Linked DNA regions of Homo sapiens: region 1 is linked to region 2. A link is an interaction called in ENCODE POLR2A ChIA-PET data of the cell type or tissue named here. Cell type or tissue: Panc1. All regions are shown on one strand.

Region 1 (8,000 bases), 510 kb before region 2:
AAATGTCTACATATAATTATGCGTATTAAAAGTGTTGAATACATTATCAGAAGAGTAGAAGGTAGATGTCAGAAGAAATATACCAGTGTAGATCATTATAAAATATTCTATGCAGACAAGCTGTTGAAAATAAAAACATTATAAAAGGAATACTATAGATATAAGGGGAGAGGCAAGCATTTCCTTTCACCTAAAACCAGAATATTTCATTATTCTGTAGCCAAGCGGTAGGGGCTGCTTTTTCTTCCACAAAGTAAAGCTTACTGAATGCTTTTTCTTCTATCATAGAAAATTGATTATACCACTGTTGTCAATATAATTAAATGAATAACCAAAGGTTATAATACTAGCATATAGAACCCTTTGCTTACTGTACTTTAGATATCAAAATAGAAAATACAGCTGCATAGTTCATATTCATTATCAGTTTCCTCTGAAAAAATGTACATAATTAGATTTTTACACAAAAGTTTTAAAACTCCAGTCACATCAGCAGGTTTTGACTACTAATGGAAAATGGAATTGATGCAATTATGTGAAACAGTGGCAGGAAGCATGGCTTTTAAAAGAATCAGCTTAAAGAAAAAAAATTCCAGTTGCATGTGCATTAAAGCTGTCAAAACTCTAAGCTAAAGATCCGCTCTCTGTGCCAGCTAAACCCCTGCCCGACTCCGGAAAGTAACTTTCTGAAGCCATGCCAAGCCCTCTGCTTGAAAATAACATCTTAATTGGTTTCTTCTAATAAAATTCAAAATGCTCTTTTGGTGATGATAATACACTCATTGTTTTATTCCTGCTTAATGTTCTGGTCTCTTGGAATGTTTTGAGCATTACTGTTCAGGAGAAAGGAAAAAGCCCTTGAGCCTGAATTTATGGAGCGACAATCTGGCTGGATGGACCAACAAAGTTGGAGGCTTTTGATGCCAGAAAGATTGTTTTTATAAACAATCTATAAGGGTGGTTCTATTTAATGTCAGATTCCTATATAATGGCAATGAGACTCCAATCTCTTCCTATTAACTGCATCATTAGTATGTAATAATGTTTAGTTGTGAATACAGAACTAGACTGTTTAGAGAATACTTAGGGCTCTGACTGGCAACTGACACAAATTAAATTATTCGATAATTCTTTTCAAATCAAGGGGTAATTTAAGTCATAAGGTTTTTCTTCTGCTTGAGTTATGATAACTAGCGTACATCTATCTACAAGGGCAGACATGTTATTTAAAAGGCTCCAACGTATCCACCATACCATATCTAAACTTCTGCATGCCTTATCATCCTGTTAAGTTTCTTTATTAAAAGTTGTTCAATTCAGGCTGTTGAATAGTTTGTTTACACATGGACTCTAATTATGTAACGAAATTCAATAGAAAAATATCATTTGTATAATATTTATACAAGCCAATTTTATAACCACTTTGCTACTACTCACTAATTCCATTAAACAAGAGATCCCTGTCTTAAGAATTATAGTTGCATTGGAATTGTCTTTTCACATGTAATAGTCTGTATCATTTAAAATAAACTGTGATCACATATATTATTTCTACTTGACTCAATTACAAGGAAGGTCAAGCAAGAATACTAGGACGTTCAACTCCCCTTACTCTCAGTTTCTAATTTTGTTACTGCTGTCTTAAAATCTTCAGACCCGTTGTGTTCACTATCAAATTTCAGCGATGAATGAAGTGCCAGCTTGGTGTACTTCACACAGTTTGTACAAAGTTATGTCTATTTACAAAAGAGAAAAGGTCTTTTCTAATTTAACTTTTGTGAAATGAGGATTTTGGAAAACTGAAGCACATAATTAAAGACTACATTTCATATGCTATAATTGAGATTCTGCTCGCTCTTTGGCAACTGACGCTAACTATAGTAACACTAGCAACTTGGGTTGCAAGACTTCGCTGGCTGGAAAAAAAGAAAAGCAGGCGTAGAGAGCAAATTTAGGTACTTATCTTATTGATGCTTTACATATTATGTGCCCCATTGACTCCCTTTACATCCCCGTTATCTGTGCTAGGGATGGATTACTTCCTTTTTGCGGGTTGCTATTCAACAACTCATTTTGTTCTCACTATCACCAGCTGTCAGAAAAATGGGAGGGAGACAGGGCTCAAATTCACAAGTCACCAGAGTTTCTTGTCCTGGTCCTCAGCTTGCTTGCACTAAAAGCTGTCACTATATAAGTGTTACAATAATGTTTTAAGTAATAAAGTGTTCACCAAACTAATGATCCAATTATATAATTACAAATCTGTGGTTATTCATAAATTTAAAATAAGAAAACATATAAATAATGCATTTAAAATGATACCAGGAATACAACAGCTTTTTTCTGACTGAACAGTTTTTGTTATATGAATATACAAGAGAGTATACACTTAGGAAAGACTAAAACGGTATTCAAATATAATGTAATTTTACTCATAGACGATGTGAGTGTGTGTATGTGTGTGTGTGAGAGAGTTCTGCATTTATTTTTACTCAGATATATATCCTCTCTCCATAATTAATTCTATCTGTAGAAAGTCAAAATCTATAAGGAAATAAGTTTTTCCTAAAATAATTTAGAAGTTGCTTCTTCAGAGCTATTAATTCTACATAGAGTTAAGGTTTTCTTTCTGCTGGATCAACATTCTGTCTCCCTTCTCTGAGGAACAGAAATCTTCTGTAAAATTACATTGCTGTAACTCCCTGAGTTTATCTATTCCATATAGACTAGAGACTTTACATTAGCCATTATATTACAAATAAGGTTAAATATAAGAGCAATCTTGTATTCAAAATTCAAAGTCTGGTACCTGATCATTTTTATCAGAAAATAGTTGTACTAAGGTAGTAATTTAGAAATTAATTAGGTAGAATGTTTTATACTTTTATTATCAAGAATCTTAAATGCTAGCAAGCGTTAAAGTTGAGTAAGGCAAGAATATTTAGCATTTTCAGTGGCATCAGTTCAAACCAGAACATAAGATTACTTTAATGGATTTTTCACTCTAAGGCAATACATAAATGAGCAGAGTGGAATATTCTAGGGATTGACTAAGGGGAATATGGAATCCTGATGTACATAGCACATCAAACGAGCTCTTGATTACAAGAGCAGTAACTTGGGGAAGGAAAGACAAGACTAGTATGTTCATTAATTTGCATGAATTAGAGATAAATGAAAATATAAATTATTCTTATTTATGTATTGCCTCAATCTTCGCAAAGAGAATTGAGAGGCACTTAAAATATGGTGTTGAACAGATTTAAAGCCTGATATATAATGATCCTCAAATTACTGCTGAAAATCAGCAGTTAATTAAAAATGTAAGGTATGTTAAAGCTACAGTGTTGTACATACTTGGAGAAGAAATATCATGAAGCAAGTTGTTAATACTCATATTAATAGCCTTGCATTTCTGCAGATTTTGTAACATACATTTGCAGGGTATCTCTGATTCTATACAAGCACTGCTCATAATTAATTTTTCTCTTCTTATACCATTTTGTCTTCTAGTCTTGTCAATGCCACCATTAAGCTGTAGAACCTTAACCAAGAGCTTTAGCCTCCATGCCAATTTACTTCATAGGCATTCTATAATAAATTAAATAATAAGGGAATTATTTGAAAAGTAAAAAGCATTTTACAGAAGTAACATATCCCTATTGAGAGCTTAAAGACAGCTCATTCTCATTGGATAAGGAGGATGGGTTGAAATGATTGTTTCTGAAAAGCCTGCAATTTAAAACGTGGAACATACTTGCCATCTTTTACAGCTCAGCAAATTGTTTCATGGCTAGTGCTACCCTAAAATAGCACATGGCTCAGCACTTAGTTCTACCTTCCATGTGCCCTTCTTGCTAACTCATACTCTGAGCTACAGAACATCTTACCTTTCTGTTCCTTGCCTTTAAATGTGTTTTCCTTAACAACAGAGGTCTTCAGTAATATATAAATGAAAATGCAGAAGGCAAAAAAGTGCTGGAATCTGCCCAAAGCTCACAGCTCTATTTCCCAATGCTCGTTCTTTTTTTTTTTTTTTTTAACAGTAATGGAACTAAAACCAAAGTGATAGTTCTTTATTATAGCAAAGTGATAGTTTTTTTATTTAAAATAAGTTATTTTTTACAACCTCCTTATATAAAAGATGTTTATGAAAGAAAAAATTGAGTGTGTCTCGGTGCCATTTTTTTAATGCAATGAATGATATCCATGAAAAAGAACATCTGAATCTTTTGTTTTAAAAGACAGTGCAAGGTATAGTGAATTTATGGAGATACATCCTGATAAATTTGCATAATGAAATGAGGAGAGTGTATAATAATTTTTTTCTACTGTTATCCATCTAAGCACTGACTTGCTCGCATAGGCACAAAGGGAGATCTCAGTTACAGCAACAAAATAAACATGTTCCAGAGAGGTAATTCCCCTCATCTTCACCTTGATGAATCATAAATTAAAGGGGGAATTTGGGATGATATAGGGAATGAATTTTATTTCATTTTCAGGCAGGTTTGATGTTCTAAGAGCAATGTAAAATTCTAGCATGACATAGTTAACATGATATGTTTACAGAATATCTTACTGAGAAAAATTCTTTTCCTTTTTCCTTTCATTGTGATCTTTGTGGATCTTAAAACTAATTCTCATGGCAGCTACAGAAATGGCTGCCACAAAGTCAGTATTAATGTTAGTGTTTAATTGCCAAAACTATTTTAGAAACAAAGAAGACAAAAAGTAGTATACACCTAGGAAGAATGCGAAAATGTATAACTTTGGTTCTAGATATATCTTCTGAATCAAAATTGCAAATAAAGGCTAAGTAACATCGTTTTATCAATATATGTGAACAACATATCAACATATATGATCAACATGTGAACAAATTTAAAATAAGCTATCTAGGATCACTTGCACCATCTTCATTTGATAAAGAGTTCAATTTAGTAAACATGTTTAGGCATGTCTATTAATTCATAGAATAGGACCTTTTTTTTTTTTTTTGAAAGAGAGTCTCACTCTCTTGCTCAGGCTGGAGTACAATGGCTCAGGCTGGAGTACAATGGCACGACCTCGACTCACTGCAAGCTCTGCCTCCCGAGTTTATGCCATTCTCCTGCCTCAGCCTCCCGAGTAGCTAGGACTACAGGTGGCCACCACCATGCCTGGCTAATTTTTTGTATTTTTAGTAGAGACGGGGTATCACCACGATAGCCAGCATGATCTTGATCTCCTGACCTCGTGATCCACCCGCCTTGGCCTCCCAAAGTGCTAGGATTACAGGCGTGAGCCCCCGTGCTCGACCACATTTTTTTTTAATGGAACCGCTGTGTTCGTATGACCGATTAACAAAACACTCAAGCTCACTCTTCTAACTTCAGAACACTAAAGCATTCCTTCTTTGCTCCCAATTGTAGGAACCTTGTAACTCTGAATGGCTTAACACAGAATATCATTTATTGGCAACAGAATCAAGCTTATTATAATCTGATGAAACTCACCTGGAACAGTAATTACTTTTTTAAACAGGAAAATATAGGCTTACACATTTTTCTAAAATTTTTTCTCTAGGAGAAATCCACAGCATATCAATGTAACACCTTTTATCCTAAAATTTTCAAGAGATGTTCTTTGCAATACCTGAAATAAAATTTCCTCCCTCCAATTCAAGTCTACTAGAAATATTATTTTATTTTGATTACCAGAGCCCTATATCAATACATATTACAGGGGAAAATAGACATACGAGGCTACATTTCTTAGCAATTCTTCTCATCTTCCATTGCAATTGTATTTTATAACAGTTTTTACCTTGCTGCTTTACAAATTTAGTGTTACTCTATTCTAGACTCATGTTTCAGGTAATGTCCAACTCACAAGTGAATTCATCAATCCTTTGCTGAGTTCAATTAAACTCTCACAAGGGGGAGAGTAGAAGGAACTTTTTATTCACAGAGCACCCCTTGAGTTTGGGTTTACTAAAACACTCATGTGTGCTTCAAGATATTTCAGTGACATTTAATTGAAACCATCATAAGGAGACTTAAAAGAAAATGCCATAACACACACCTGAGAACTAAATACTTCTCAGTAACACAAACCTGAGAAGATTCAATACACCCAGAGTAAGCATCTTCCAAGATTAACGGAGAAATCAAGAACAACTGCTTTTATTTTCATTTCTTGGGCAACCACAACAAAAACTATTTCAACAAACGTGCCTTGTAATGCTAATGCTACCAGAGCTCATAAAGAGGCAATTTATTATTTTCAGTTTATTGTCCAATAACAATTCATCAGCTTTGGGGCTTAGTTCATTAGTTCACAGGGATTCTTTTATTTGTTGAGGGTGATTTTAAAAGATGTTTTATAAAATTCCATAGTCTTTCATTTACATACTATCAAAGACCTGGAGACTTTGGCAGCTTTATTACTAAAAATTCAGCACACACAAAAGGGAAAATGAATCACAAAGTAAATAAATAAAACAGGGCCAGGCGCAGTGGCTCACGCCTGTAATGTCAACAATTTGGGAGGCTGAGACAGGCGGATCACCTGAAGTCAGGAGTTCGAGACCAGCCGGGCCAACGTGGTGAAACCCTGTCTCTACTAAAAGTACAAAAATTAGCTGGGCATGGTGTCGCACACCTGTAATCCCAGCTACTCGGGAGGCTGAGGCAGGACAATTGCTTGAACCCAGGAGGTGGAGGTTGCAGTGAGCCAAGATCTCACCATTGCACTCCAGCCTGGGAGGCAGAGCGAGACTCTGTCTCAAAAAAAAGGAAAAGAAAAAACAGGTAATCCTATGCAAGTCTAGTGCTTAGTCATAAAATACCTATTTCCAATTCAAAACTCACACTCAGTTTTCTGTTTTTAAACCACTGTCATGCATATGCAAATGTAAATTCAGCCATGGGCTGCAAGATTGGCCAATATTAACTAAGGAAAAACTTATACTAAAAGCATTTGTGTGAACCTTATATTCACTTGCAAAGCTATTTGGCATAAAATAAGAGTTAGACCAATTACAAAAGAAAATATTAGAAGTCACAGGTCTCAACATAGAAGATTTAAGTAGCACAAATGTAACTAATTAATAACATCTGAAGTACATTCTCCCACAGGACTGATGACCATCTGGTTGACCTTGCCCTAGATCAACAGGGAAGGCAAACCTGTAAATCACTGTTTTACAAATGTTATTACTCCATTATTTCACCACAAGAAAAAGGGATGGAACATGAATGGGAGAAGAGACTCATTGCTCTACACACCTTGAAATTGCCTATGATGCTTATTGCACCGGAAGTAACACAAGACTGAGTGGTTTCTTCTCAAGTTCCACCCAGAGAGAGACAGGCAGAGGACCAAGTTACAGTGATGGAGAAGAATTCAAGACAAAAGAGCCAGTAGGTAAAGTAATTACGAGAGAATCTAAAGGTACTTAGAGATATAAAACAAGTAATGCAAATGACCTCTGTCTAATACAACTTGAAACTATCTGAATTTCTGCAAAACACCTTTCAGTTGCTGATTTTTTATTGGAAAACAGTAATAGAACTTTAGAAATACGAACTAGAAGTATATGCCACATGTATTTAAATATATACTCTTAAATACATTAACCCCATACAAAGCTCTATATTTTGATGTTGAGAATAAACTACTTTGGAGGAAACTTAAAAACCTACTTGGTACAATAGTCAATGAGTCATCATTTGACTAATGAGAAACTTTAAATAATAATAAATTTGAACAGGCATTTCAAGCAGGTACACTGTGAAATCTCCTAAGAAAACTGTATTGAACCAAGGTTTAAAATTTGTACATTTTGACAACTGTTTTCGCCTGATACTTTCCCTATAACTTGTCTATGTAGTTCATTGTAGGAATGTTTAAAATTATTGAGTTACCAATCGTGCAATTTTATTAGATGTATTCTCACTGTTGATACATCTCTTTTAAACAGTATTCAAAACAAGTGATTTTCTATCTCTCTGATT
Region 2 (8,000 bases):
TATCTTTCTCCTCCATTGTATCTCGAGTTCTTTGCACATTTGGTGGTACAATATAGTCATTCAATAAATATTTGTTGAATCATTGACTGCATGCAGTAATGTATAAAAAAACTCATAAATGAAGCACATAACTGTAACTTAAACTATTACTTTCATTCTGGAATGTCACCAACAAGGATTCACTTCAATATATGAAATTATAGTTTGTGAAAAAACAAAAACAGGAAAATATGTGCTCCTGTAAATTTACCAATATGATACTGAAATCATTTTAATGACTAACTTTGGTACATATTTTAATTTTTTTAATCTTTTAATTGTTATTATTATTTTTGAGACGGATTTTCATTCTGTCGCCCAGGCTGGAGTGCAGTGGCACAATCTCAGCTCACTGCAAGCTCTGCCAACTGGGTTCACGCCATTCTCCTGCCTCAGCCTCCTGAATAGCTGGGACTACAGGTGCCCACCACCATGCCCGGCTAATTTTGTGTATTTTTTGTAGAGACGGGGTTTCACCGTGATAGCCAGGGTGGTCTCGATCTCCTGATCTTGTGATCCACCCATCTTGGCCTCCCAAAGTGCTGGGATTACAGGCGTGAGCCACCGTGCCATGCCAATATTTTAAAATTAAATTCAATGCTTTAACAAAGTATTGAAATGTAATACTTTTCATGTTCCAAAAAATAACTTTTGAAAAGGAAACATTTATTTGGGTAAATTGTGAGAAAACATATCTCAAATAGATTTTAAAATTTGTTTTCCAAGGTCAAGTTTTTATACTGCAATAAATATTTTGTTTTTAATGGATCTTTATTTGCTGTGTTTCAACAAAGGGTAAATGCTTGAGGGGATGGAAACCATATTCTTCATATATGATTATTTCACATTGTATGCCTGTATCAAAACATCTCATGTACCCCATGAATACATATATCTATTATGTACCCACAAAAAATAAAAATTAAAAAAAATTTTAAAAATCAATTCCTCTGGGAAGACTATCTAATTACTCACACAATTTTAATATGCAAATTTTAGGCTCCTTTTACACACCACACTTGGACTTCACGACACGCCTGTGAACTCCAGGATCATATCTTGTGCTTCTTATGTCACTTGGACATTGCATAGGCATTTAATAATTAACAAACCAAGACAAAAACTCCTTCCAAAACTACTCCTGACACTGTTGTCCCAACAAAGTAAGTGGAAAATCTGTATGTTAGAAATCTTGGGGTCATCCTTGAATGCTTGTCCCATTATACCACACATTAACAGCAGTTGTGTCTTTATATATTCGGATCTCAGCAATGTCTCTCTGCAGCCACCACTCCTCTCCCAGCCCAAACCACTGTTTTTACATGCATGACTGCAATAGCTGCTGAGCCTTGTTCCTTGCATCTGTCCTTGTTCCATTTAGTATTTTTTCAACACAGTAGACAGAGTTGTCTTTTTGTAACCCAAGTCAGATCATGTCACTCTTCCTCCATGATGGACTTTCATTTCCTCTCTGGCATGAGTTCTTACTAAATCACCTCTCACTTTTAATTTACACAGCCTGCCTTGCTTTTTCCTGCATATGCTAAGCCCTCTCCTGCCTCAGCCTCAGGGTTTTCACTTGATATCTCATCTGTCTAGGAAGCACTCCCTCTGAATATCTGCATTGGCTTTCCTCCTTGCCACCTTCAGGTTTTGGCTCAAATGTCACCATTTTTAGTGTGAACTTCAGACATGACTCTGTGATATTGTACTACCTCATTCCTGGATTGCCTATTTACCTTTCCACTTTGCTGCATTCCTCCATAGTATGTAGAGCCTTTTAACATGATATATCTACTCTTTTTTTCAGTTTCTCTCCTCCCATAAAATGTACCTTTAGAAAGAAAAAGGGTAGTGTCTGTGTAGACTACTGTATTCTAAGTAAACAATGTTTGACTACTAATATGTACCCAGTAAACATTATTGGCTGAATGAATAATACTCAGTTGTATTGAAATTGTACATTCAATATCTGTTGTCTTCCATATAATATGAACATTTCAGGGTCAAGAAAATAATTAATTTCTATCAATTAAGAGGTTGATGCAGGACATAAGGAGATGATGAAGTATTTGAAAGGCAATTCCCAAAGTTACATGTGCCTACATTAATCATTAGCTAAATGAACAGTCTTCCTTTATATTAAGAAGTGGAGGACTTCGATAAGAGTTGAGGTTTTGAGGTAGGAAGTCATAGAATCCCCTTCTGGTAGCTTAAGTTTTCTCTGTGAAGTCAGAGCAGAGGCCTAGTGATTGATTAGTGAAAGGTTTAGGAAAAATGGGCAAATAGTAGTTGTCATCAATATGTGAAAAAATTACAAAGAAATAGGTATCAGTAAAGGATACTGGAAAAATAGTAATTGAAATGCTAATTACAGGCTTCAAGCTGGATAGGGAGATACATAAAAACAGGAAAAGCCATATATGAAATAAGGAGTTTTAGAATTAATAGGGGTCTTATTGTCATCAGACAACCAGTGTTTGAAATGAATAATGGGAGAAGAATAAGAGGTAAAGTCCTAAATGCGTATGAATTTGTGGTTTCACTCGTGGAGTGATTGCTGTTGATGCTACACGGCCATTGGAGAAGGCTGTGACTGGAAGAAGCTTTCTGGAGGAGAGAAATATTTTGATAGTCACTCAATGACATTTATTTAATGCATACCATACTAGGCACTGGAAATTTTACATATACAAATTTTTTCTACAGAAGAACTTTATATTTAGTGAATGATAGAGAGAAAGTGCATAAAGATGCAGTGAAACAACTTGTAAGAGAAGAAAAATAGAAATTGCTCTGAATATAACCAGTTCAGCAAAAGCAGGGCAAAGGATGGATAGTCTCAAAAACTTCCAATATAACAAATCTTGCCAAAGCAGATTAACCCATGGCAAATAATTTTGATGGAATTTAAAATAGATGAACTTACAATTTTAAAATTAGAGACTATTCAACACCTGATTGAAGTTAGGTATGAAACAATATTAGGTATCTTATTTATTTGCTATTCATAATACAACACATAAATTCTGTGAAATAAATAGGAAGGCCGTGTTGGTATTAATTAAAATCCTCATCTTAAAAGCATTACTCCGAGGTGCCTGAATTTTCAACAACTCCGTGAATAGATTTTGAATACATCTCTGAATAACTAAAATGTCATTTTCAATATGAATACATTTGAAAATTTGAATATTTCAACATTAAACTGAGCATTGTACAACTGACATAAAACCAATTCTGTGATTTTAATTTATCTTTTTTTTCCAGAAATTTCAACACATTGTCTAAAATGGTTTGGTAGTGCTTCTTAGAGGTGTATATTGTTACATGTAAGATTGTGCCAAATGGAGGGATCATTTATTGAAACATAATAGGAATTCAGTACAGCTGCAGGATACAAAATCAACATACAGCAATCAGTAGTATTTCTAAACACTAATAACCAACTATCCAGAAAAAAAACTAAGGCAAACAATGCCATTTACAATATGTCTTAATCTATTTTGCATGGATAAAACAGCATACCTGGCTGGTGGGTGCGGCGGCTCATGCCTGTAATCCCAGCAATTTGGGAGGCCGAGGCGGGTGGATAACCTGAGGTCAGGAGTTCAAGACCAGCCTGGCCAACATGGTGAAACCCTGTCTCTACTAAAAATACAAAAAAAAAAAATCAGCTGGGTGTGGTCACATGTGCCTGTAATCCCAGCTACTTGGGAGGCAGTAAGCTTCCTGAAACTGTGAGCCAATTAAACTGCTGTTTGTAAATTACCCAATCTTAGGTAGTATCTTTATAGCAACATGAAAACGGACTAACACAATGTGCAATAGAATACTATTCAGCTTTAAAACTGAAGGAAATGCCATTATTTGTGACAACATGGATGAACTTGGCGGACATTAGGCTAAGTGAAATAGGCACAAAAATAAAGCATGATTTCACTTACATGTGGAATCTAAAACAGTTGAGCTCATAGAAGCAGAGTAGAATGGTGGTTACTAGGGGCTGGCAGGTTGGGTGGGGTGGGATTGGGGAGATATTGGTCTAGGGATGCAAAATTTCAGTTAAACAGAAGAAAGAAACAAGAACTGTATTGTGTAATAGAGTGACTGTAGTTAATAACAGTGTACTATACATTTAAAAATCGCTAAGACAGTAGATTTGAAATCTCACCACAAAAAATAAGTATGTGATGTAATAAATATATTTATTAGTTCAATTTAGCTATTCCACATTGTATGTGTATATCAAAATATCAGGTTGTATATCATAAATATATACAATTTGTGCCTGTCAATAAAATAAATTAATATATAGGGATATGTAAATATTTATAGAAACTTGGCTTTTTATTTCTAAAATATAGATGTTCATGATATTATAATAGAGACAGTTGCTAATAAGATAACTCTAGTAGTAATTTGTATTCAAGACAGGAAAGCTTACAGTGGCAAGCAGCAAAGTCTTATTTTATTCTCATTCCAAGCTATGCTCTGCCAGCTTTCTTTTGCACCAGCTGCTATACAACATTGTCAACCACATGCTCTTCAAGTTGCAATATGTCTTTAGGCCAAAGAGTACTAGAGCTGATATGATATCTGTAAAACTCCAAATTTAGTAATTATATATATATCTGATTTCTGGGACTTGCAGAAGAAAAGTAAACTTCCCAGATTTATCAATGACAAAAGTAATTATTGATCAAATATTTTTCATTATATCATAAGTTTTAAATTATTGAAATAACTTACAGGAATTAGCAAATCATGGTATGATATTAAAGGGAGATGTGAGGTGAGGCTTCTTTCATATGGTTTGTCATGAGTTGTTACACGGGGGAAAATAATGTGCAGTCAGATCCCACTTACACATGGTAGTGAGGAGGATGATACAGATAGTGTTTAGATATTTCAACTGGTTCAACCTCATACAAGCTTTTTCCTAAGCCAGAGTTGTTAAGAAGCAAGGCTGAAAGTAGAAAGCTACAGGTATGTGAAATCCTGCCTTTCACTTACCTAAGCCTTTAAATTCTCCTTTGTGTATTGGTCAAGCAGCTGTAAAAATATTCCATATGACAAGAATATTAAAGGAGATCAACTTTAAAGAGGTTAACAATGTTAAATTATATTCAAACTAGATCTTTATAGTAAAACATTTAGGTTGTTTGTGTCAAATACAATTTAAATGCAAAAATCTAATTGGATCTAAATGAGTTTTCTCTAACAGCATAAACTAAAAGTATATTGTAACACAGAGTCCAGGTGACATTCATGCATGTTTCTTCACCTAAATAATGATAGTCTTGGGCTAAAGTCCAACCCTGGAAAAAGGTATGTGTACATTTACAATGAAATCTGCCACAGAAGTCAAGGAAAGAAGTAGTAACAGCAGCTGGGCTGTTTTTCAAGTTAAAGACTAGTCTTTTAACCTGTTTTCCAATACAAGGAAAAGATATTTTGTTTATGTGCCATATCAGCAAGACTCAAACCAACTGAATGAAACAACAAAGTAAACTCATTCAGGTCTGATCCAGTCAAAACAAGACTGAGTAAAGTATTTCATGTTAAGTTTGGAAAATATTACCACCAAACTGGATAGGTTCCTAAAACCTGGGGCCATTTTCTCATCTGGCACAGTCGTCAGAAAACTGTTCCAAGCGTAGCGCTCAGTCCCACTGGCCTGCAAACTTTTCAGAAAACCATACTTTCTAAGTAGGTTCTCGTGAATGAGAGAAGAATCAGATTTTTTTGTCAATCTTTTTGCCATCCAGACAACTTCATGTTCTTATTTTGTGTTAAACCTACGTCTGTCTACCTGCCTGTTTGCTTCTTTCTGTCTTTTTTTCAGCTCCACAAAATTATTCAAACGCTTTGTACACCAGAAACTGTTTTAATCTCAATACTTTAAAATAATGTCTTCGTGAAAATATGGTCAGACATTCCAGTTTTACTGACTTAACATATAAAAACTTCTTTTTAGAAAGCTCTTGTTGATTCCACTTGCATTTATTTATAACTATAGTGTTGCCATATATCCAAGTATCCCTTTTATTTATTCTTTTATCTTTTTAATAAAAGGATAAATGGCATAGACAATGTTTTTTTTTATTTTATTATTATTATACTTTAAGTTTTAGGATACATGTGCACAATGTGCAGGTTAGTCACATATGTATACATGTGCCATGCTGGTGTGCTGCACCCACTAACTCGTCATTTAGCATTAGGTATATCTCCTAATGCTATCCCTCCCCCCTCCCCCCACCCCAAAAACAGTCCCCAGAGTGTGATGTTCCCCTTCCTGTGTCCATGTGTTCTCATTGTTCAATTCCCACCTATGAGTGAGAACATGCGGTGTCTGGTTTTTTGTCCTTGCGATAGTTTACTGAGAATGATGATATCCAATTTCATCCATGTCCCTACAAAGGACATGAACTCATCATTTTTTATGGCTGCATAGTATTCCATGGTGTATATGTACCACATTTTCTTAATCCAGTCTATCATTGTTGGACATTTGGGTTGGTTCCAAGTCTTTGCTATTGTGAATAGTGCCGCAATAAACATACGTGTGCATGTGTCTTTATAGCAGCATGATTTATAGTCCTTTGGGTATATACCCAGTAATGGGATGGCTGGGTCAAATGGTACTTCTAGTTCTAGATCCCTGAGGAATCGCCACACTGACTTCCACAATGGTTGAACTAGTTTACAGTCCCACCAACAGTGTAAAAGTGTTCCTATTTCTCCACATGCTCTCCAGCACCTGTTGTTTCCTGACTTTTTAATGATTGCCATTCTAACTGGTGTGAGATGGTATGTCACTGTGGTTTTGATTTGCATTTCTCTGATGGCCAGTGATGGTGAGCATTTTTTCATGTGTTTTTTGGCTTCATAAATGTCTTCTTTTGAGAAGTGTCTGTTCATGCCCTTCGCCAACTTTTTGATGGGGTTGTTTGTTTTCTTCTTGTAAATTTGTTTGAGTTCATTGTAGATTCTGGATATTAGCCCTTTGTCAGATGAGTAGGTTGTGAAAATTTTCTCCCATTTTGTAGGTTGCCTGTTCACTCTGATGGTAGTTTCTTTTGCTGTGCAGAAGCTCTTTAGTTTAATTAGATCCCGTTTGTCAATTTTATCTTTTGTTGCCATTGCTTTTGGTGTTTTAGACATGAAGTCCTTGCCCATGCCTATGTCCTGAATGGTATTGCCTAGGTTTTCTTCTAGGGTTTTTATGGTTTTAGGTCTAACATTTAAGTCTTTAATCCATCTTGAATTAATTTTTGTATAAGGTGTAAGGAAGGGATCCAGTTTCAGCTTTCTACATATGGCTAGCCAGTTTTCCCAGCACCATTTATTAAATAGGAAATCCTTTCCCTATTGCTTGTTTTTCTCAGGTTTGTCAAAGATCAGATAGTTGTAGATATGTGGCATTATTTCTGAGGGCTCTGTTCTGTTTCATTGATCTATATCTCTGTTTTGGTACCAGTACCATGCTGTTTTGGTTACTGTAGCCTTGTAGTATAGTTTGGAGTCAGGTAGTGTGATGCCTCCAGCTTTGTTCTTTTGGCTTAGGATTGACGTGGCAATGCGGGCTCTTTTTTGGTTCCGTATGAACTTTAAAGTAGTTTTTTCCAATTCTGTGAAGAAAGTCATTGGTAGCTTGATGGGGATGGCATTGAATCTATAAATTACCTTGGGCAATATGGTCATTTTCATGATATTGAATCTTCCTACCCATGAGCATGGAATGTTCTTCCATTTGTTTGTATCCTCTTTTATTTCCTTGAGCAGTGGTTTGTAGTTCTCCTTGAAGAGGTCCTTCACGTCCCTGGTAAGTTGGATTCCTAGGTATTTTATTCTCTTTGAAGCAATTGTGAATGGGAGTTGACTCATGATTTGGCTCTCTGTTTGTCTGTTATTGGTGTATAAGAATGCTTGTGATTTGTGTACATTGATTTTGT

What was found. Peaks named below come from ENCODE experiments on the same cell type or tissue, not always from the same donor. Only the 100,000 strongest peaks of a DNase experiment are listed, where the experiment ranks them.
Region 1: POLR2A ChIA-PET joins it to region 2 with 10 read pairs; 2 of 35 experiments call an interaction of 5 or more read pairs at or near these places.

What each region holds. Positions count from the first base shown.
Region 1 is chr7:80,906,631-80,914,630 of GRCh38, forward strand. All of the region lies in intron 2 of SEMA3C (semaphorin 3C), which reads right to left. Among named protein-coding and RNA genes, the nearest start is that of SEMA3C, 8.4 kb to the right of the region's middle. In Panc1, no CTCF peak of the experiment used is centred here; a DNase peak (open chromatin) is centred at 6,431; H3K4me3 peaks cover 684 bases; H3K27ac peaks cover 7,312 bases.
Region 2 is chr7:81,415,378-81,423,377 of GRCh38, forward strand. No RefSeq gene overlaps it. Among named protein-coding and RNA genes, the nearest start is that of HGF, 350 kb to the right of the region's middle. In Panc1, no CTCF peak of the experiment used is centred here; no DNase peak of the experiment used is centred here; H3K27ac peaks cover 2,106 bases.